2 separate regions of the Homo sapiens genome follow, and region 2 is linked to region 1. The links are chromatin loops, found by intact Hi-C in ENCODE. Cell type or tissue: dorsolateral prefrontal cortex. All regions are shown on one strand. Links, peaks and the distances in the headings refer to the core of each region. The heading gives the core; the rest is flanking DNA.

Region 1 (12,211 bases), core at 1-8,000:
GACTGAGTGGCTTTAACGGCTGGTGCAGCTCAGGTGCCGAAGTCACTTGCAACTGACTTAAGGACAGAGTTGTGCAAACCTCCCGGCTTCATCCAATCGCAAATCCCACAGAACAGGGACTGCAGTGGAGAGAAGCAGGGGCTTCCAGGGTCTCCTCTGTCCTGACCCAAACCCCAGTTTTTCCTTCAAGACTCAGCCCTGGCCAAGTGCAGTGGCTCACTCCTGTAATCCCAGCACTTTGGGAGGCTGAGGTGGGTGGATCACGAGGTCAGGAGATCGAGACCATCCTGGCTAACACAGTGAAACCCCGTCTCTACTAAAAATACAAAAAATTAGCCTGGCGTGGTGGCAGGTGCCTGTAGTCCCAGCTACTGGGGAGGCTGAGGCAGGAGAATGGCGTGAACCCAGGAGGCAGAGCTTGCAGCGAGCCGAGATTGCGCCGCTGCACTCCAGCCTGGGCGACAGAGCGAGACTTTGACTCCAAAAAAAAAAAAAAAAAAAAAAAATACAGCCCTGATCCTGCCTCCTCTGAGAAGCGTTCCTGGATCACACCATGCTTCCTCCCATGCATCCATTCATTCAGGAAATGCTTACTGGGCACTGATCAAGTCCAGAGGGAGGTGCTGGGGATGCAAAGATAGCGAGACAGCCCTGCCTTTGAGGAGCTCACAGTCCAGGGGAAAAGCAGACATCTAAAGTTACAGAATTGGTCCCAACAGCCAGCACGCAGTGAGCAACTACTATGTGCCAAGCACCGTGCTCATGACAGTCTCCTATGCACGTTCTATTAATAGCTCCCATTGAGAAACTAAGGTTCAGAGAGGTTAGGTCTCACATCAGAGATCACACAGCACGGGATTCTAAACTCTCCATTCCTAGGGCCAGAACTCTTCACTGATAGGCCAGTCAGTAAGCAGGATGATGACCAAATGAGGGCCTCCTCACCCCACTGGGCAAAGGAGTCAGAGAAGGCCTCCTGGAGGAGGAGGTAGGGTCCAACCTGAACCTTGAAAAAGGAGCCAGGGTTATCCAGGTAGAAGCGGAAGCCTTGAAAAGAAAGGAAGGAGGGGGCAGGCATTCGGGTGGAGGAGACAGCACGGGCCAAGGCTGGAGCGCCCGGAGAGTTCATGGGGAGGGGCACGCCCTCCTCCTTCCCCAGCTCCTATCATATCAGGCCCCGGTGTCACCATTTGTGGTTAGCTGGGTATTGTCTTCAATGTCTGTAGTGTTTTTCTCTTGTTTTTCACTTAATTTATCTCTAGTCATCTCACTTTCCCATCACAACTGTGCCTGGCATGAGGTCATACCTGGAAACATCTGCCGACTGGAGGGTTGTGACGGCGAGAGGAGGGAGGCTGGGGCCAGAAACACAGAGGGGGAAGGAGGCCAGAGCCATCGGGCCGGTCAGCTCTGCATTGTTGGATGGAAACATTTCATGATCCTCAAGGTCTGGCAGGAGGCAGAGTGTCTGTGACCTTGATTCTGCATGTGGTGTTCAATGTCACAGTGAGGAGTGGCTCAAGGACTCCAGGACCTGCCTGCTGTCTGCATTCAACAGCCCAGCAGACCCCCTGGGGGAGGAATGGAACCATTTGCTCTGCAGCTGGGTAAACTGAGGCACAGAGAAGCTAAAGCAGGTTCTAACTGAGTAAGATGTGTGTTCAAAGATGCACGTTCACAGCCTGCCCTTGGCTTTCCTGTCCACCAAAGCCAAGGTGCCTCTGTATGCTGGAGACTCCAACATGGCTGAAATTTGAATGTTCACCCATGTCAATGTAGAAATGTCAAGCTTATCAAGATTGGATAAACAATAATATTCAAGCCTCACACTAGAAAAGAACTTACAGTCTCTGCCAAGCACCTTCTGTTATGTTGTGAGAGGCGTTTCCTCTCCCAGGAAGTCGGTGAGGTGGGCAAGGCAGTGAAGATCATACCCCTTTTACAGATAGGGAAACTGAGGCTTGGAGAATTTGAATGACTCACCTCAGACCACCCAGCCCCCAAGTGACAACACTGGGATGTGAGCTCAGGGCTTCAGATTCTAGGCCTGTAGCTCTTGTCAGGAGGTAGTGCTGCCTCTCTCTGGAACCTTCCACTGGCTCCTGCTCAGAAGCACAGACCCCCCGCCTTGGCAAGCAAGGCCCGCATCTGGGAATCTCGGCTCCCAGCTCCATCCCTCCATTCCCAGGACCCCCTAGTGCTCTCCTGTTGGCTCCTGTCTCCCCTCAGCAATGCCTCTCCTCTTAACCTGCACAGACCCCATGGGACCCACAGACCTCTGGCCCCTTCGTCAACGGCAGGCTTCATCCACCATCCTGGACCAACCCCACCCCAGCGCTCCAGAGACTTCCTGTTAAAAGGCAGAGTCTGGCTCGGCAGTTGTGGGGCAGGGTCTGGGATTCTGCACCTCTATCAAGGTGAGGTCAGCGCTGCTGCACTGAGGCGATTGCTCTGAGTGGGAGTGGCAGGATTCCCTTGGCACCCTGCTGCCTGGGCAGTAGTTCTCTCTCTCTCTCTCACCTGCTCGTCAGCTCACCCCTGAGTCTCGGGTGGCTAGTTTTTGTCTCCAAGGCACAAAGGAAGGGTTTCCCCCTTCCTCTCACGGGGACCACAGGTGGCTGGCGGGAGACGTGTCTTGCAGAGCGCTAAGGGGCACCTCCCAATGCCAGTCACGCCCTCCCCATCTCCAAGGGTCCTGCAAGCAGCAGTTGCCCTGTGAGGGGCTGAGATGCCTTTGCCCGTCGCCCTTCCTGCCTCCTTCTCGGCCTGCAGCCTTGCTGGGCTGACCTCAGGGGCAGGCCCTGGGAATGTGGGTGGGGGCCGCCTCTCTTCTCCCACAGCCCTCATTGCAATTTTGTCCTCGCCCAAGAATCCTCTGTTGAGAGCTCATCCCTATTAATTCTCATTGTGCATTTAGAGCCAATAGGTTTTTATTTATTCATTTATCTTGTCTTTCAGCCTCCTCCCCTTCCTTGCAAGGCTGGAATTTACAATTCAGTTCTCAGGTGGCCTTGCTGAAGGACAGGAAGCCTGGGAAAGAGAGAGGGTCTGCACCCCGCATCTGAAAAGGCCGTCCGCCCCTGGGTCCCTCCTGTACCCTCGGAGTGCAGCCGGGCTTGCGCTCCCGTGGGCTGGATGTTGGGACACACGTAGCACCTGCCACTGAAGGGGCGAAGGGGAGCAAGGACCCATGGGCGATGGCAAGGCTAAGGGGGCAGTGGGCATCTGGCCGCCATTAGGGCGCCCCCTGGTGGCTGGTTAACAACAGCTGCTGGGGCTGCAGGCGAGGAAGCTCCCCCAGCCTGCATCTTCCACATGCTGCCAGAGACTAGCAATACAAGGCGTGGCGTCCCCAAGGCTGGGGAGAGGCAAAGGAGCCCGGGGAAGAAGCAAAGCCAGGAAAATCACCGAGGCCATAATCACAACAGTGATAAGCTGGTGACTAGTATTGCACACTGAGTACCTACTATGTGTCCGCACGTACCACGGCAGCACGGCCGGGCTGTGCCGTCCCGCCAGCACCGTGACACTCCTACATTATGGTTTCTACTGGGCAGAGGAAGACAGTGAAACTCAGAGAGGTCAGAAGTGGAGAGAGGGGAGGCTGTGCCGCCTGGTGGGTGGGCATGGGCCTTGGCTACAGGCAGTTCCCAGCCTGCCTTCTCAACGGAGTGATGTTGGCAGGATTTAGGCAACACTTTCTATTCCCAAAAATGAGATTAGAGTAGGACCTACCTCAGAGCATCCTACTGCCCGGACCCTCCCAGGGGAAGCCACAATAAACTGTGGCATCAGGGTTTGAACCCAGATCTATCTAGAAGTAACCACCCCCTCCAAAAACCACCCCTCCAAAAGCCAGCCCTCCAAAGCCAGCCCTCCAAAAGCCAGCCCTGCAAAAGGCTGCCGTCCACCTGCCACGGCGGCCTCCCCGTCCTCATCGGACACACATTTGTAATCAAAGCAGAGCTGGATGGCAGCCCATGATGAAATATTTAAGTCCATCACACAGGTGGCGAGACGCCGAGGACTTGCCCATGTGGGAGATTGTGGAGGGACTGTTCTTTCTCCCCTGCCTTCCCCACCTGTCTGCCCAGGAGAGGAGCAGGGGATGGGGATGGGAGAGAGCACTCTTCTAGACCCCAGGGCTTGAGGCTGGCTGCCTGGGATGAGGCTCTGCCGGCACTGGGACTGGGAGGGGTGACCACCTCCCCAGAACAGCCGCCCACTGCACTGGGTTCTCTGTCTGAGGGTGGGGGCAGGGCAGAGGTCCAGGGCCAATGACACCCTAGACAGCTTTGGCAAGGAGAGGGCCTCGGACTTGACTCTGAGGGTCATCTCCCCACCTCAAGCCCTCGACCCAAAGCTGGTCCTAGAATTATGATTTAGCTGCTCCCCCAAGCACGTTAAGGCAGTGATTAATATTTAAGAGAGAAAATACAGTCGAGACTCTAATACGAGAGACAGAGGTTGACCGTGCCCGAGAGCGTGTGGAGAACCCTCCCACCGGCTTTGAGATGTGGACTGAGTACCAGCCCCTATCCTGGCCTTCCTCCTGGCTTCCAGAGCCCAGCCCCCTTGCTTGGCCCTGCGGTCCCCGGGGCAGTTATGGCCACAGACTATCCAGCCCCAGCTCCTGGCTTCGTGCCGCCTTCTCCTTCCCTCTCTCCCTCCCTCTCTCTCTCCCCAGCTGGCCCTGGCCCAGCCACCACCCACAGTGACAGCCTCATCACCACTGACAAGCCTGAGTAAGAAGCTACCTTCTCAGGCTGACTGCCCTGTGATGTGAGCAGAGCCGGCCCATGAGATCAAGTCCTCAGGACTCTGAGGTGGGGGCACCGGGTCAGCCCCACCACAAACCCAGAGACCTGGAGGCTCCTCCAAGGACACGCAGAGGTACCAGCTGCCTGGGGGATGGCATCAAGCCCCTCCTGTGAGCTTCTGCAGCCTGGCTGCCCTACCCAGCTCTGCCCTGCCCTGCCAGGGACGGCCTCCGGAGCACTGCCCAGTGGGAAGCAGCTTAGCTCAGAGACATTGGAGCCACTCTAAGCTGGAATCACAGCTTCGCCACCTCCTGGAGTGTGACCTTGGCCAGATGCCTTTACCCGTCACCCCTGGGCTGCCTCAGTTACCCCACCTGTATGACCAGAATGACAACGGCTAACATCTGCGTGCACTTACTCTGTGCCAGGTCCTATTCCGAACACTTTACCTACGTTAATTAAACCACAAACTCCTCACAATGACCCTAGGAGTGTGTGCTCTTAGTGTGCCCATTTTGCAGATGACAGAACAGAAGCCCACAGACGTCACTGGGCCAGAGCCCTCCCCTGACGCTCCTGCTTTATACAACACAGAATCCACCTGGCTAGCTGAGGGGAGGACTCCTCGCAATGGCATCAGGCTCGGCCCACACACTCAGACAGCTCGCACGCAACCATCTCTGCTGTTGTTGTTGCTGTTAACATTACTTGAGTACTGAAGTACTCCGTGCCCCTAGGACCCCTCCTTCTCTAGCTAGGGAGGCAAGGGACAACGCCTGAATGTCTGCCTTCCCCCGACTTACCCAGGGGCTGCCATCATTGCATGTAGGAATGGAAGTGGAAGGGGACCCAAGCTGCACTGTCTGTCCCAGCTTAACCCCCAACTTCATCCTGCGTGAATCCCCTCTGAGCCTCCGTCAAACCTCCCCATGCAAAGGGCCAGCTCAGTGCTTGGCATGCTCTAGCTTCATGGTACCGTCTGCTGGATTGGATTGAGTGGGCTAAGAGGTTGCACCACAGAAAGGATGAACAGAGGGAGCTTACAGTATCATGTTGCAGGTAGCATCTTGCTCACTCGCCCAGAATGCTGACTTCCTACACAGGAGGTGGGGCTTAGCCTGAAGGCTGCGGAGCTGAATACTATAGGCTTCCCGAGGGAACTGAACTAGTGGCCAGCTGGCCGAGAATGCCCCTACCCCAGAGAACAATGTCACATGACCCCAGTGTCCTCAGGGTGTCCTCTGTTTTGACACATTTCCAAGGTGGGACAAAGACCTGGTCCAGGTCTGGTCCAGACCTGGTCAAGAGGCAGGAAAGTCAGCCTTGCATCTCAGTCCTCCAGCTCTGCTCGTCCACCCCAAGGATCTCCTCCAGACCTCCTCCCACTTGGCCTGGGCAAACAAAAGAGCAGTAAGTGGACTTACATGGGAGCAGAACCTCTCAGGGGGGTCTCCACATGTGATGCCTGAGGGCTCCACCTTCACCTTGACGTAGTCCTTCAGGCGCATCACCTTGGGCTGGCAGGCGTAGAACTCCCAGGTGGGGCCCTCATCTGTGGTCACCCAGGATTTGCAGATGTCATAGTCCCCAGAGGCCAGAGGGAGGCAGTGCAGGAAGAGCGCCAGCAGATGCAGCATGGCTGCGCAGTCTGCAGAGGCGCGGCCCAGAGAAGCCCTGGAGAGGCAGCGACGGGGTCAGGCGGGACTCGCGGCCTCAGCATGGAAATGCCACATCTACCAGGCGAGGGTGGCCGGGGTGTCCCAGGGACCCGAGCACTGAAGCTTTGCAAACAGCGAGGAACTTGTTGTTTCCAAAAGGCCGACACGGAAAATTCAGAGCCAGCGTTTCTCAGACTGCTGATGGACAGATCAGAAAGTTGCCCATAACTTCACGTCCTCCTAACCCTGGTATCACACCTCCCCTGGAGGTGAATCTGATCAAATCAGGCAGATTCTCAAATTGTGACAGTGGATGGAAATGGGATAAGGAGAAAATCCGCAGGGATCCTGCATGAGGCTGGATCAGATTGCTTTTAATTTTTGTCCTTCCAATCAATCCAGGTCTTTAAAGGGCTCTTAATGGGTGACGTGCTCAACACAACGGCAAAACAACCCTCCAGCCTGCGTTGTAAAGATAAAATAAAATCAGGAGGTGGGCATGTTAGCTGGAAACATGTTCCCTCTTTGGGACTGGACTTGGGTTCTCAGACCAATAAAAGAGATTTCTTTCATATGAGCTTAAGGTGGCAACAGCTGTGTGACTGGACTAGAATGAAAAGCTACTGAGGTGTTCACTGGGGAGAAGGCTATTTGGTTCTGCTTTGGTGGGGGCCGGCACTAATGGGGCCCAGCTGACCTTGGCTGGTAGCCATCGGCAACTTATTATGAAGTTTCTGAGATCTCAGCTCTCAATCCATCCAGGTACCTGGGGTCTGACTTGTCTTTCATTGTAAGAGGGGAGGAGAGAGAGAGAGCTCATTAGCAACAACACCTGCAACAAATTAAAGAGGGGGAGAATAGAGACGTATAAGAACAAAAGCTCTCCGGCAAAATGTGCAAAAAATGAGGCTGCATTAGCAAAGTCTCCCGAGAAAACTGGGTTATTTTTATTAATATCAGAGTTGCACATTTGGAGATCGGGCATGTTATTTAAAAGGTGATGCATTTTTTTCTCATTTATGGGAGTGTTAGTTCAGCAGAAGTGCCCCGGCTTGGGGGTCAGAGACTTTCAAAAGCATCCCCAGGAGCCAAGATTTAATGGTTGCTTTAAAATACCATGACTGTCAAGTCAGAATGTCAAAGTTGTTAAAGGCAAAGATGAGCATGTAACTATAGGTGCAGATGGACCCATACCTATATGTACAGATGAACAGAGTGCTCCACGTGCTGGCCAACCATGAAGAGCCAGGCACTGAGAAACAGCCCCCCAATCATAGGCACAATCTGAAATGGCAAATTTAATTTTTTTTAACTGTAAGAAACTAGGGATATTGAAGACTGCCAAAGAGGTAACAATGCTTTGTGAGTTCAGATTTTTCTGATCAAGGCCAGCATTTTGCAAATCATTCTTAGAGGGTAGGTCTATAAATGGGTTACAATTACGATTATTGCTGTGCTATTTTAAGCTTCTGTTAATTATTTAAAATCAAAATAGATATAATTAATATATTATATCAAAATAGATACCAGTTACATGAATGTTACATTGGGAAATAACACGACTGCAGTACTGTGGTGTGTTCCAGACACTGGATACGTCACCCGGAGAATCCAAGTCCAGCCAGCATGGGATTCTGGCCAAAAATATTGGCCAATAGGGCAAAGGTTACTGCAGTAAAAAAGTGCCTGCATGATTAATTATTCTGGTTAATATGTCTTCGATGATTGCATTTGATTTCCCAAACCACCCCAAATGTCCAGTCTGGACCTGGCTCTCCCCTGACATCCTCTTCACCTCCTGTACTTGCAAGGCCCCTGAAGAGTTAACTGTGTTTCCGTGAAACTCCATTCTCCACCCAGACAGAAAAACGCTCCTGCCAAAAATGACAAACCGAAGTGGCGGACACTTGCTGCCCTGAGCGCCCTGAGCACCTCAGGCTCGGAGCAGCCCCCAGCCAGGGCCCCAGGGCTCCAGGCATGGGACTCATTCATCTGAGTTAGGGCGACCCCTGCCCCTCTCTCTGGGTGAAGGACTGCTGATGGAGATGAACGAGAACCCAGCCAGGACCATTTTCCCCGTCTCACCTCTGGCTGTTTAAAGGGGAACCTGTTACAGAGCCTGCCTGGCCTTGAAGGCGCTCCTTGCTAGAAAACTCTAAGACAGAACGTGCCCGGTGTCTATTTTTGCAACCTGAGAAAATGTAGTAAAAATAAAATAGCGCCGCCGGCAAAGGTTTGGATGCCTCTACCCGAGCTCGCGCTGCCCAGAGCACAGCACGTTCCTAATTAATTCTTCCAGCAGTCGACTCCTAACTGTTCACTAACAGGTAGGGATCTCCTGGCTGCTGGGACAACCAGGACGCCGGGCTGCGGCTTGCAAGGAGGGCGCAGCTGCAACCTTCCTTCAGCTGCAGGACCCGCGGCTGCTCGGGGCTTGCAGGGCGCTGGACGCCGCCGGGCGCGGGGAGGCAGCGAGGCCCGGAGGCCGGGAGGCTGGGGCGAGCGGCGCGCGCGGCGCAACTCGCAAATCTATTAATTGCAGTCCTGTTGGTTTAAATGCCACGCATTCCCTGGAAAATAAATAAATTTAAAAAACCCTAACAACAACAAAATCTGCCAGGGGAAAAATGTGTTTACAACTAGTCAATCAATTGGGCGTTGCTGGCATCGCAGGGGGAATTACGAGCTCAGCACACGAATATTGCAGGCGGGTTCTGCCAAAAAGAAAAAAGAGAAGGGGGAAGAGAGGCAGGAGTCCCCGGATAACGAGGAGGAGCGCAGAGAGTGAGGAGTCGGCAGGGAAATTTTCAGAGTAAGAAGCTGCATCCCGGAGGATCGTTTTCTCCGTGGAAAATTTATCTTCACCTGATATTATTAAGAAACTGCAGCTCCCAGAAACAAATAGAATCAATGTGCTTTATTTTCTTTTAAGAGTCCTCAGGAACCAAGGGGGGCTGATAGCCAGGGTATTAAAACTCGAAAATTAGATTTTATCAGGATTTCTGAACTCAGATTTCTCTGTCTTATTGAATTAGCGCCTCCCGAGCTGGCTGGGCTCGCCAGCAGGTTCCTCTTGGAGTTGCCTGCTGCGCCCTCGCCGTGTGGGAAACTTGCCGCGGCGGGCGCGGGGCCCCTGGGGGCACGGGAGGGAGGGCGCTGGGGGCTCCCGGGGCTAGGGGGGATACTCAGCCCACCCCGGGGTTCCCTCTCCCTCCTCGGCAGGGGCGGCAGAGGGGGGTGAAATCTGCTTTCAGGGGAGAGTGGCGGTTGCCGGGAGGGAAAGGGAGCTTGGCCGGCGGGGTCACCTTCCCGTCCTCTGCCCCGGGCGGGGTCCAGCGGGCGCCCCGCGCTCACTGTAGCCTCGGCGGGCCTCTTAATTCCGGCGGCCCGGGTGTCCCCCCGCTCCGGAGCGGGCCCTTTATCCGGCCCCTGGGTCCCCGCCCGCGGGAGCCCTGGAAAGTTGGGCGCGGGAGGCGGGGCGCGAGCAGCAGCTCCCGGGTGGGTCCCGGCGGGCCGCGGGCGGGGTCGAGGCCGGGGCCAGGGTCGAGTCAGTGCTTCGGGCCGGCTGCGAGCCCTGTGCCTAGGACACCGACGACCCGGCAGCCCCGCAGCTGCTTTTCGTCTTCCCAAAGTTGCGTGCAAGCCACGGCAGCAATTAATAATTAAGCCCGTAATAAAGGCCCGGCCGGGACTGAGGCGCCCCCTTTTTCGGCACTGCCTCTCTTAATTAAAAGACACAGAGCAGGGCGCCCAGGAACTGGCTGTATCCTTTGCCCCGGCGCTGCCGCCTGTGGCGACCCGGCCGCCGCCGCCCCCAGCCCAGACGGCCAACTTACTCCGGAGCGGGCGGACCCCGCGAGCCCGCGGTCCTCTCTTCCCGCCTTCCCGCCGCCTCTGCTCCCCCCACCTGCGCGCCGCTCAGTTCCAGGTTCGACTCCACGCCGGCCCCAAACCAGTGCCTGCGCCCCCTCACCTCCCGACCCCCTCCCGGCGCCGGGAGAAGTTTCCAGCCGGACTGGCCGGGAGTTTCTCTGTGCAACTCACAGGCTCCCAGTTTGCAGAGAGATGGGAGGGCACGGGATGGGGGTGGCTCTAAGCGGTGGCGGTGGAATTGGGGTGGGGGAGAGGCGCGGGAGCAGGGTTAGTTTCCTTTTCCGAGACACATCCGAGCATCCTTGCAACATCCCTCCCCGACACACACACACACACACACACACACACACACACACACACACACACACTCTGTCTCTCTCTCACACACACACACACACACACTCTCACACACACGACGGAAAGGACCCGGGGGAAGCTGGCCAGAAAGACAAGCTACCCCTTTAAGATGCTGCTAAGAACGCACCCTCACACACCCCTCTGGGGCGACTCCAGTTCTCAGCTCGTAGCAGCCGCCACCAAACAACTTTTGCATCCGAGCCTTTGCCGGGCCGCTGTAAGTGGCTCCCGGGCCCGGGCAAGCCTGCATGGTCACCGAAGCCCTTTAAAAATGAAACCGGCCTGGCCAAGCTGCAGCCTCTCCCCCCGCCCGCCTCCCGGGCTCTCCCCGCCCGCCTTACCCCGGCTCGGAGCGGCTTCCCGGCGCGGAGACCTGGGAGGGCCGAGGACCGCCACCCTCCGGCGCTGCGCCTCCCCCCTCGGGCTGGCGCTGGGTGGGGGCGCGGGCCGAGGGCTGCGAGCCGCTGCTCCTTCCCCGCGCCGCTCCCGCCGCTGTGGCCGCCGCCGCCGCCGCCGTCAGATCGGGGCCAGGGAGCCCTCCGGCCGCCGGGGGGGCCGCCCGCAGCCGTCCCGGAGACGCGGGCCGGGGGAGGGGGCCGCCCGCGCCGCCCGCATCGCCCGCCCGGGCTGAGCGGGAGGTCGCCGCTAACAAGTGCAAACTTTTTGGCCCCCCTGGGCGGCCCGGGGAGGACCCGCGCTCGGGCGCCGGGCAGCCCCCGGCCCGGGTGGGCTTCGCGGCGTCTCGTCGGGGAGCCGGGGCATCCCCCCGGCGCGGCGCGGGCCAGATGGCGGGCGCTTCACTGCCCCCCTGCACTCCGCTCCAAGTTAATGCCGAGGCTAAATCCTCTTGCCATCACTCACGATCACCATCGGGGCTTTTATCTCTCGGTCTGATCCGGGCTGCGTAACTTCCTCTGTGTGGCTTTAACACACCATCCCACCACGGAGCAACGGTCTTCTTAAAGGTGCAGGAAGGAAATATTGCGCGGCTCGGGGGACGCGCCACGGCCCGGGGAGGGGCGCGGCGAGCAGGGGCGTCCCGGCGGGCCCGTGGCCAGGGTGGCCCCGGCAGCCTCTGGGGGGTCGCTGCCTAAACATCGCCTCCCGGCCCGGGGGCCAGCGGGTCCCTGCGCCCAGAGCGCATCCTCAGCCGGCTCCGGTCAGGCGCAGCCGGGCTGCAGCTTCCTCTTCCAAAACCCGGGGGCCTGCCGGGGTGCCAGCGCCCATGGGTGTGGGGGCTGCCCCATCGGCACGAGGGAGGGGGGCCAAGTGAGTCAGTTCCCCCACCCCCCACAGCCAAGGGCTCAGGGCTGCTCCTCGGTCTCTCTCTGTGAAGTGCTGCCACCCAGAAGGCCCCAAGCAGTGGGTACCGGGGTGGGTGGGTGGATTTGGGGAGATGGGGAGGGGGAGCGATCTGAGCGCACAACCAGAGCCTGAATACCAGCTGACACATCGCCGCCTCCACCCTGATGGGCCCTGCTTTTGACGAAGCCAAGCCAGCTCTGCAGGGAGTGCAGAGTAGTGGGGCAGGAGGGGCCTGGCTGAGGGGTTCTCTGTCTCCCT
Region 2 (8,000 bases), core at 1-8,000, 150 kb after region 1:
TTGAGTCCAGAAGTATAATATGCAAATGGATAAGGATTCTGGGGTGGTTCAACCTTAGCTGGTGACAAGAACATGATGGTGCATCTGACGTGGCCTTCTTCCCCCAGTAGAAACATAGGCAAACAAGATAGCCCACCATGTTGTCCCTCTTCAGAGGGCATATTCTCATTCATTGTCACCGCCTGTCAATAATCTGTCATGATGCTCTCATTACTGTGTTGTCAAATTTTGCATTGATCCTATTTATATTTTTGGCCTGCATCTTCTTAAGTGGCCATGTGTCTTAGTTTAGGCCACTGTAATAAAATGCCATAGACTGGGGTAAACAACAAACATTTATTTTTCACAGTTCAGAAGGCTGGAAAGTCCAAGGTCAAGTTGCTGGCAGATTTGGTGTCTGGTGAGGGCTCTTTTCCTGGTTTGCAGATGGTCACCTTCTTGCTATATCCTCACATGGTGGAGAGAGAGAAATCTGATCTCTTCCTCTTCCTCTTCCTATAAGGGCATTAATCCCATCATGGGGCCTTCACCCTCATGACCTTATCTAAACCTGATTATCTCCCAAAGTCCCCAGCTTCAAATACCATCACATTGGGAATTAGGCCAATGTGTATTGAAACAGAAGAATTTTGGGGAGACAAAAACGTTCAACCCCTGACACCAGGTGACTCTCCAACATGATCTTTCTTTATGACCCTGTCCATTGCTCTCTCAGACCATGCAAGGCAGATGGGGTGAGCACCTGGTGTGAAGTGAGAGGGGGCTCCTGGGAGACAGGAAAACACCAATTTTTATATACCCTCGTCTGTCTTTTCTTAGCTGCTCATCTTCCCTTTTTTTCCCTTTCTTCTGTTGTCTTTCTCTTTCCCTTTACAAATAATAATCCCTATGATGGTTGTTTCTTCCATTGTTAGCCACATTTTAGTTTGCTTTGTTAGTGAATTCATTCAGATATGTGAGTCATTCTCCTTCTATTGGACTGGCACCTTTGAAGGATGATAACATGCATACAGCTGTAGTGTAAACAGGAGCAGTTGTGGAGAAAGTCCTATTAATAAAGGTGCAAATTCTGGGGAGTTGCAGTAGAACAATCTAAACAACCCTAACCATTACAGATATTTAAGAAAGAAAAGGGCTGCTATCCATCGTCTCTGTTTACTTCTTGGATAGCTTTTGAAGTTTGGACATTTGAGCACTAATATGTAGGGAAGAAAGAAACTCAAATGGCATTTAGCATATAAATAATGCCACAGTGGAGCAGGAAGCGCAGCCCTGATTTGCTGTCCTGCTTTCCTAGTAATTGAAGGAGCTGTGAAACCGAGCTTCCAGGAGAGAACAAATAGGCAAGTAAATTGGAGGCTTCCTTCTTATGGTTTATTGATGCTGTTTTGACCAAGTAAAAAGATTATTTACCCATAAAAGCTCAAGTCTAAGGTGTTTTTTTCTAAACTATTGGCTATTTGAAAGAAGCATTAGGAGATAAAAGGAGGAAAGAAGCTAATATCATCATCTGATATTTAGATTAAAACCCAAGCAAAACAATTAGATTTATGGTATTTTTCTGTAGCTGTTTTCCTTGGCACAGATAATACCAGACAAGCTTGCCTGTTTTTTGCTTGGAGTTATGTTCAAAAGAAGAACCAGAACTCTATTGTAATACATGATTCTTTCTCATTAGCTGGAAACAAAACATATTTCAGTAATGAGGGGCAAAGGTCCTTGCAACTCACAGTGGTGACAAAGTTTCCTGATGTTGCAGAAATCTTAGTTCTAGTTGAAAGCTTAATGGTCTGGGGAAACATGACTATGTGAGACTCTCAGATTAGCACCCTACCTTGCAGTGTCGCAACACACATCCCAGCTGTATGGGGTGTGACTTGATTCAGGTGTACACAGTGTGGATTGTTCCAGGTGTCATGGGTCCTTAGGTTGTGGCTGTGGGCTTTGGTGTGTTCTGTTATACATTGGAAGGATTTTCAGTGCACTTACGCCAGCCACCTCTGGCTGTTTTGGTCAGTGATCTACAGGGGAAGTGGCACTGGTGTCCTTGCTTGCTATCATTATATATAACATACATTTGCAAAGAGAATTCTTCAGTAGAAACAGAGTATACATGTGGAATCTCCTAGAAACCCGTTAGACAGAAGCACAACTGCTCTGTGACACAGCCATATCAAAACTGCTAGGAAGGTTCAACATGCCACTGTGCATCTGGAATTTAGATTTTCTGATGAAACTATGGTTTCTTGATTTCTTTTCTCTAAAGTATTTAACTGTGAATATTAAAACTTGAAGACAACAGAGTTTAAAACTTCTTCAAACTCACCACCTAACACATGACTGGAGTCAGTGGGAGGGAAAAGCATGCAACGTCTCAGCGCCTGCAGGAGGGCAGAGTGAAGAGTTCTATCATGACAAGCAGGAGCCAGGAGAGGCTGGTGATGGGAACGTGGCTGCCTGCTTGGCATGGGCCAGCTCTCATCCAGGGGGGATCGCTGTGTTCTGTTGCCGAAGGGAAGATAAACATCAGTACCTCCAGTTAGAAAGATGCAGCATACCTATCCCCGCGGGACAGAGCTATTAAGGCAAACCCTGTATGGCCCACCGTCCTCCTGCGAATGGTGTGACCTGAGGTCAGTGACCTCTTTAAGGCTGGCATCTCCTCTCATGTGAAATGGGGTTGTGGGTAGGGGGGAAGATTGGCATCTACTTTGGCCTTTCTCTATTGTTAAATTCTGTGATTTGAAGTCATCTAGGGGCAGTCCCTATGGACCCCTTTTCTTTTGAGCTTGGTCCAAGCTCAAGCCTGTGAACATACCCACTTTCTGGGCAACTGGAATAAGAGGAAAAAAGGTTTCTTCTGTGGTTCTATCTTGACAGTGAGCACCTAGAAAGCAGTGTGTTTGCTTTCGTAAGAGGCCAGCCATAAGAGGACTGTCAGATGGAGGCAGTCTGTTCTAGATTGGTTGCAGTGCCAAGCCAAGCCAGCATTCCCATGAATCTGCCAGTCTACTTGTTAGCTGACAAATTCATTAGCATCACCTGTATTCAATGCACTATCCTGGACATTGTACAGAATAGAGTCATCAATAACAAGGTCTGTGCCCTAGAGATAAGACTCCCTGGGTGGCAGCTTCACTCCCAGACCCAGGAATAACACAAGGCTGTCTTTTCTGGGCGTTTTTCCCAGTACAGACCGGAGCTTTGTGCTTGGAGAAGGAAATTGGCCTAGAGTGACTGGCAGAGGAGATGGTGGGGCTCCCTACCCCCTTGATCTCTTCTGCCCTCCTGTGGGTCCTCTGGTCTAAGCCAGACAGAATTTATTATAACTTAATTCTATGCCATTCTTTGCCTTTATATGTAATTATATGCAAAGTGATTTAAAAAAAAAATAAAGTGAATCATAACTTACGTCCAGGAGAGCTCTTTTTTCCCCTTTACCCTTAAAGAAGCCTTTGGTGAATCTTGAGAAAGGAATAGTGATTTTCATAGTGAGAAGAATCAAATCTTGATTGATCTGGCTTATAAGTTTTGAGGTTTTCAAATGTCAGGTTCTCTTAAAGTGGGATTCGGGCCAGATGGCAAGGGTAGAGCAGTGCTGCATATGATGGGATGCTGTAGCAGGGACCCCAGGGAGGCTCCAGCATACACTTCAGCTTTTAAGTACTAGGCCTAATTGAATGCCACTGGCTTCATTAGTATATTGAACATGATCGGTGTGATGAATTTCCTTCTGTTCTCTTTTCAAACTTTGGTCCAGTGCAAAACATTAACCTATGAATATTTTGGGGCGGGTAGAAGCATTCAGAACAATGCAGAAGACATCATGCAAGTGGAGAATGAACGGGAGAGGGGTGATTGCTCATCTGATTTCTTGAACTCAAGATTTAAGTCAGAAACTTTGCATTTGAATCCTGTTTTTATCATTTCCTTTTATATCATTTGCTTCCAGTATTTGTTGTTATTTGTAATTTGAAGCGTATTAAAGCTAATTGAATTTGGACTCCCAGTAGTTTGGACTCTTTAAAAGAGGATTCTGTAAAGACCTTGGCTATCCAACAGAAAAAGATTTGTTAAGTCTCTTGTATTAATGTTGTAGGGACATTCCTTCACATCAAATACCTTTCTACCTTTAGAAATACAAAGGAATTGAATTTTAGAGTTTGGGGGTCCTCAGAGAAAATGTCATGCATATTTTCTAGAGAGGGACAGGAGATGTGTAAGGTCACCCAGTTTGGTAGCAGCAAAGCCCAGGAGCACATTTCCAAAGAGGCTGCTGGTTACAGAGGCGCTTCCTCTCCCACTTACATTTCGTCAGGACCCTGCCTGACAACTTGGAGCCTCTTACGTGTTCAATAAGACTAAAACAGCATTATTTTAAAAACGATTCAGTAGATCAAAGTTTTCCTAATTTTAATTGGTCTTTCCTCAGACCATTATTAATTGTTAAAATTTTCTCAGGTATAGAGGTAATTAGTAGATATAATTGGTTAGAAAGGGCTTTAGGTTGAGAACTGATAGAAAAATCCTAGGTCATTCATAGAAAATAGAAAGTGGAAATTAATGGATAGTGAAATTGTAACTGAGAGAAATACTCTAAAAAATCCAGAGAACACTGCAACACGGAAATGGCTGTTCCTGTGGAGCAGTAACTTAACAGTAAATCACGAACCTTCCCCTCCAACTCAGCACATAAACACTCCCATTCCCCGCACTTGTAAGATATGAAAGTTAAAAGAATAGATCATTTCTCTCCTTCTTTCATTTTTATTCCTCCCGGTTAGTGGAGGATCTTTGATAGAAAAATCACAATAGAACTTTGATAAGTTGCTTTTTGAAATAGACTTGTTTCCATGCTGCAGACATTTGGAGAGAAGTATGTTTATTGAAATATATTTTTATAGAAAATATTACAGAACCTGTAATTGAGAACTTATGGCGGTATTTTGGGGAGTTATATGTTTCTAATGTTAATTTGTAGATTCACTCTGAACTCCCTTCTGCTGTTTTAGAACCATTGGCTGAGTGAACATTTTCCAGGAGCCTCTTCAGATCTAAACTGTGTTGCATGGAATGGAGTTTTGGTGCTTAAATAATGTATAATCCAGTTGGACAGGAGCTGCCTGTCAGTTTTATTAACTTTGACCTTTTCTCCCATTATAAAGGTGGTTCAGTAAATATTTAATGGGCCCCTTATAGATCTTGACAGTCAGAGCCGTGTTCCTGGAAACTGGGATACATATATATGATTAACAAGTGCTGCTTAATCCTTATGAGTCAGCTCTCAAGGGCAGATTTTGTTTTGGGGGAAGAAGAGTCCTTCCACCTATGTGTGCTGTTAGAGGTGCACTGTACACTGAGAGCATCCAAGATGGTTGAGGTTTCAGAGGAACCCTTTAAAAGACAGATAGCAGTTAGCGTACATTTCTGCTGTTTTGGGTTTTTGTTTGTTTGTTTGTTTGAGCAAATGATCAAAATGATGCCGGGTGGGCAAAATCACCCTGCCACTCTGCATAGTTAGCAGGCCTCCTCCACTCAAAGAGTCAGCAGGGCTGGAATGGCTGAGCTTGCATGGACCCTAGTAAATACAAAGGAGGAAAGCCAAAAGGAGAGTCGATTCCTTGAGCCAGGAGGAGGCCCCTGCCAAGCTGTCTTTCCCTGTAATTCCATAAAGCCCCATGCATATTGCACTCATTGCAAATTCTGGCAGGGAAGATCGAAACCCAAGTAGCTGACATTTTGAAACATTGTCTTTCAAACTTGTACTGTCCCTTGCCTCCATTGATTTCCCATTTAAGAAATCTGTAGGAAAAAAACAAATTTGAGGAAAATTCATTGGTCTAAGATGAGTTGTTAGAGCCAAATTATGCTCCCCCCTTTCTACCCTGAAAAGAGCTCCATCTTTATTATGAATGTGATGTATGTTTGTCTTGTATTGGGCACCTGTAAGGCTCCCACAGCAAATCGACCAAGTAAATCAAGAGCCTGTTAAAAAGCAGTACGGATGCTCCAAACACAGATACTTCTGTCATACTGGATCACTGGATAGCCTCATTTTTATAGCCACTTTCCAGGAGCAGATCATTTCAATTGGTTTTGTTGTCTTTGCTCTCTATTTGCATGCAGCCCTATGGCTTTAGGTGAGGCCATTTATTTTTCAGAACATTATTGCCCTTTGCATCCAAGGCCCAGCCCCTTTTATATGGTGGTCGCCAGTTTCATTACCGTGAGCTGTAATGCAGCTGACTCGGCAAAGAAAATCTGTGCCTTGGAAGAGCATTTTGAGAAGAAATTGATTCAGAGCTTTAGAATGAATTACTATTTGTATGTTTAGATAATTCTAAATAAATGTTTGAAAGACCTTGCTTAATCTGAGAAGAGAGGAAGAAACATATTGGATGTTATAAATGGTCTCTATCCAAGTTCTTAGCTTGGCATTTTCACATGTGAATCTTTTATTTACATCTGCTCAAAATTGGGATACCTTTCAAGGATAATTTTATTATAGCGATATTGATGACAACTCTTATGATCTAAAATACAAAAGTATAGAATTAGAAAGGGAAGCTAAAAGTTATTGTCACACGTCAAATTGGATATAAACTTCATTTAGCAAGGAGTGAGAATGATGAGTTATATTTTAAATCAGAATTTCCTGATGTTAGGTGCTAAGGGGATTGACTGCGTTAGGGCACAAATGAGCTTTCTGTAATGATGGAAAGTTGCTTTGTCTTGCTTGGGGTGGTAGTTATACAGGTATATACATTTGTCAAAACTCATTAAACTGTTCACTTTAAATGTGCATATTATATTTTACGTAAATTAGAATTCAAAGTTTTGTTTGGTTTAGAACTGGGCAGTATCATTTCTCTTTCCCAATAAGAAACTGAAGTATAGAGAAGTAAAGTTATCTATCCTAAGTCACCATGAAGCTCAGCAGTTTGTCCAGGGATCAAGTAAGGGATGCTGGCACCAGACACATTTAAAGCATGCTGCTTCCTTACCTCCATGACATTGTTCCAATTGCATGTCCATGGACTTGAAATTGGCTTCTCCATTCGATTCTTTTCAATGAGCCTATATCCATTTGTATACATTGTTGTAAGATATATTCATAAGCTTGTTCTTATGATTGATATTTGTAATTTAACCATTGAAAAGATAGCTCAGTGGTTCTGAATGCAGACTGATAGTATGTTTGAATCTGTGTATGATAAGCCATGTCGTGGTCATGGTGTACTGCGGTAGACTACAAATTCTATGGTTTTTATTATAAGCAAGATATGGTGGTAGCAAGACTTCCCAGAACTAACTTTGTCTCTAAGGAAAACCTCTGGATTTTCTTATTAAAAAATTACGTAGGCTTTAAAACCATTTACATAAAGCATATGAATAGTAGTCAAAAATAAAGAAGAAAGTAAAAATCACTCGAATTCTACTACTGAAAAATACAGTTAGCATTTTAGAGAACATTTTTTAAAGTGCCTCTCTGTTTACAATGGAACCTTTTTTCTTTTAATTCAACAAAATGGTGTTGTGAAGTTCTTTCTCTATTTTAATCAATTTCACAGTCAGTTGTTGGACATTCCGACTGCTTCCAGTTTTTCATCATGAGGTAATGCTGTGATGAACAGTCTTGTTCTTGTTTTGTTTCCTGTTTGTCTGATTATCTTTTTATGGGTAAATTCCTTGAAGCAGAATGTGAGCAGTTGTATTTGAAGTTACTTAAAATGTTCTAAGGGGATAAGATTATCAAGCATTGCTAGTTTAATACCATTTGTCCTACTTTTACCAAATGCTATTTTTCTTCCCCTTTTGTTTTGTTTTTCTCTGCAGTTGCAGTACCATGCAGGACTAGCATCTGGCCTTTTAAATCAGCAGTCATTGAAGCGTTCCGCTAATCAGATGGGAGTATCTGCCAAACGTAGACCAAAGGCTCAGCCCACAACTCTTGTCCTACCACCTCAGTGAGTGATGGATTTGAAAAATTACTTTAGTAC

Evidence for each region. Peaks named below come from ENCODE experiments on the same cell type or tissue, not always from the same donor. Only the 100,000 strongest peaks of a DNase experiment are listed, where the experiment ranks them.
Region 2: a loop joins it to region 1, with 2.1 times the contacts of the local background. A loop is called at or near these places in 5 of 110 quality-filtered maps.

Annotation. Positions count from the first base shown.
Region 1 is chr9:132,161,018-132,173,228 of GRCh38, reverse strand. NTNG2 (netrin G2) reads right to left here and starts at 11,171. Exons shown (of 8, transcript NM_032536.4): 1 at 10,990-11,171; 2 at 6,185-6,880. The coding sequence starts at 6,397. It overlaps LOC124902291 (a long non-coding RNA gene), which reads left to right and starts at 11,529. Exons shown (of 2, transcript XR_007061826.1): 1 at 11,529-11,613. RefSeq lists enhancers at 2,182-2,939, 2,940-3,697. In dorsolateral prefrontal cortex, for the core only: CTCF peaks have their summits at 3,252 (motif pointing left), 6,010 and 6,337; DNase peaks (open chromatin) are centred at 3,258 and 4,668; H3K4me3 peaks cover 915 bases; H3K27ac peaks cover 1,232 bases.
Region 2 is chr9:132,014,304-132,022,303 of GRCh38, reverse strand. It overlaps MED27 (mediator complex subunit 27), which reads left to right. Exons shown (of 8, transcript NM_004269.4): 3 at 7,837-7,967. Among named protein-coding and RNA genes, the nearest start is that of MED27, 62 kb to the left of the region's middle. In dorsolateral prefrontal cortex, for the core only: CTCF peaks have their summits at 3,084 and 3,283; a DNase peak (open chromatin) is centred at 3,213; H3K27ac peaks cover 787 bases.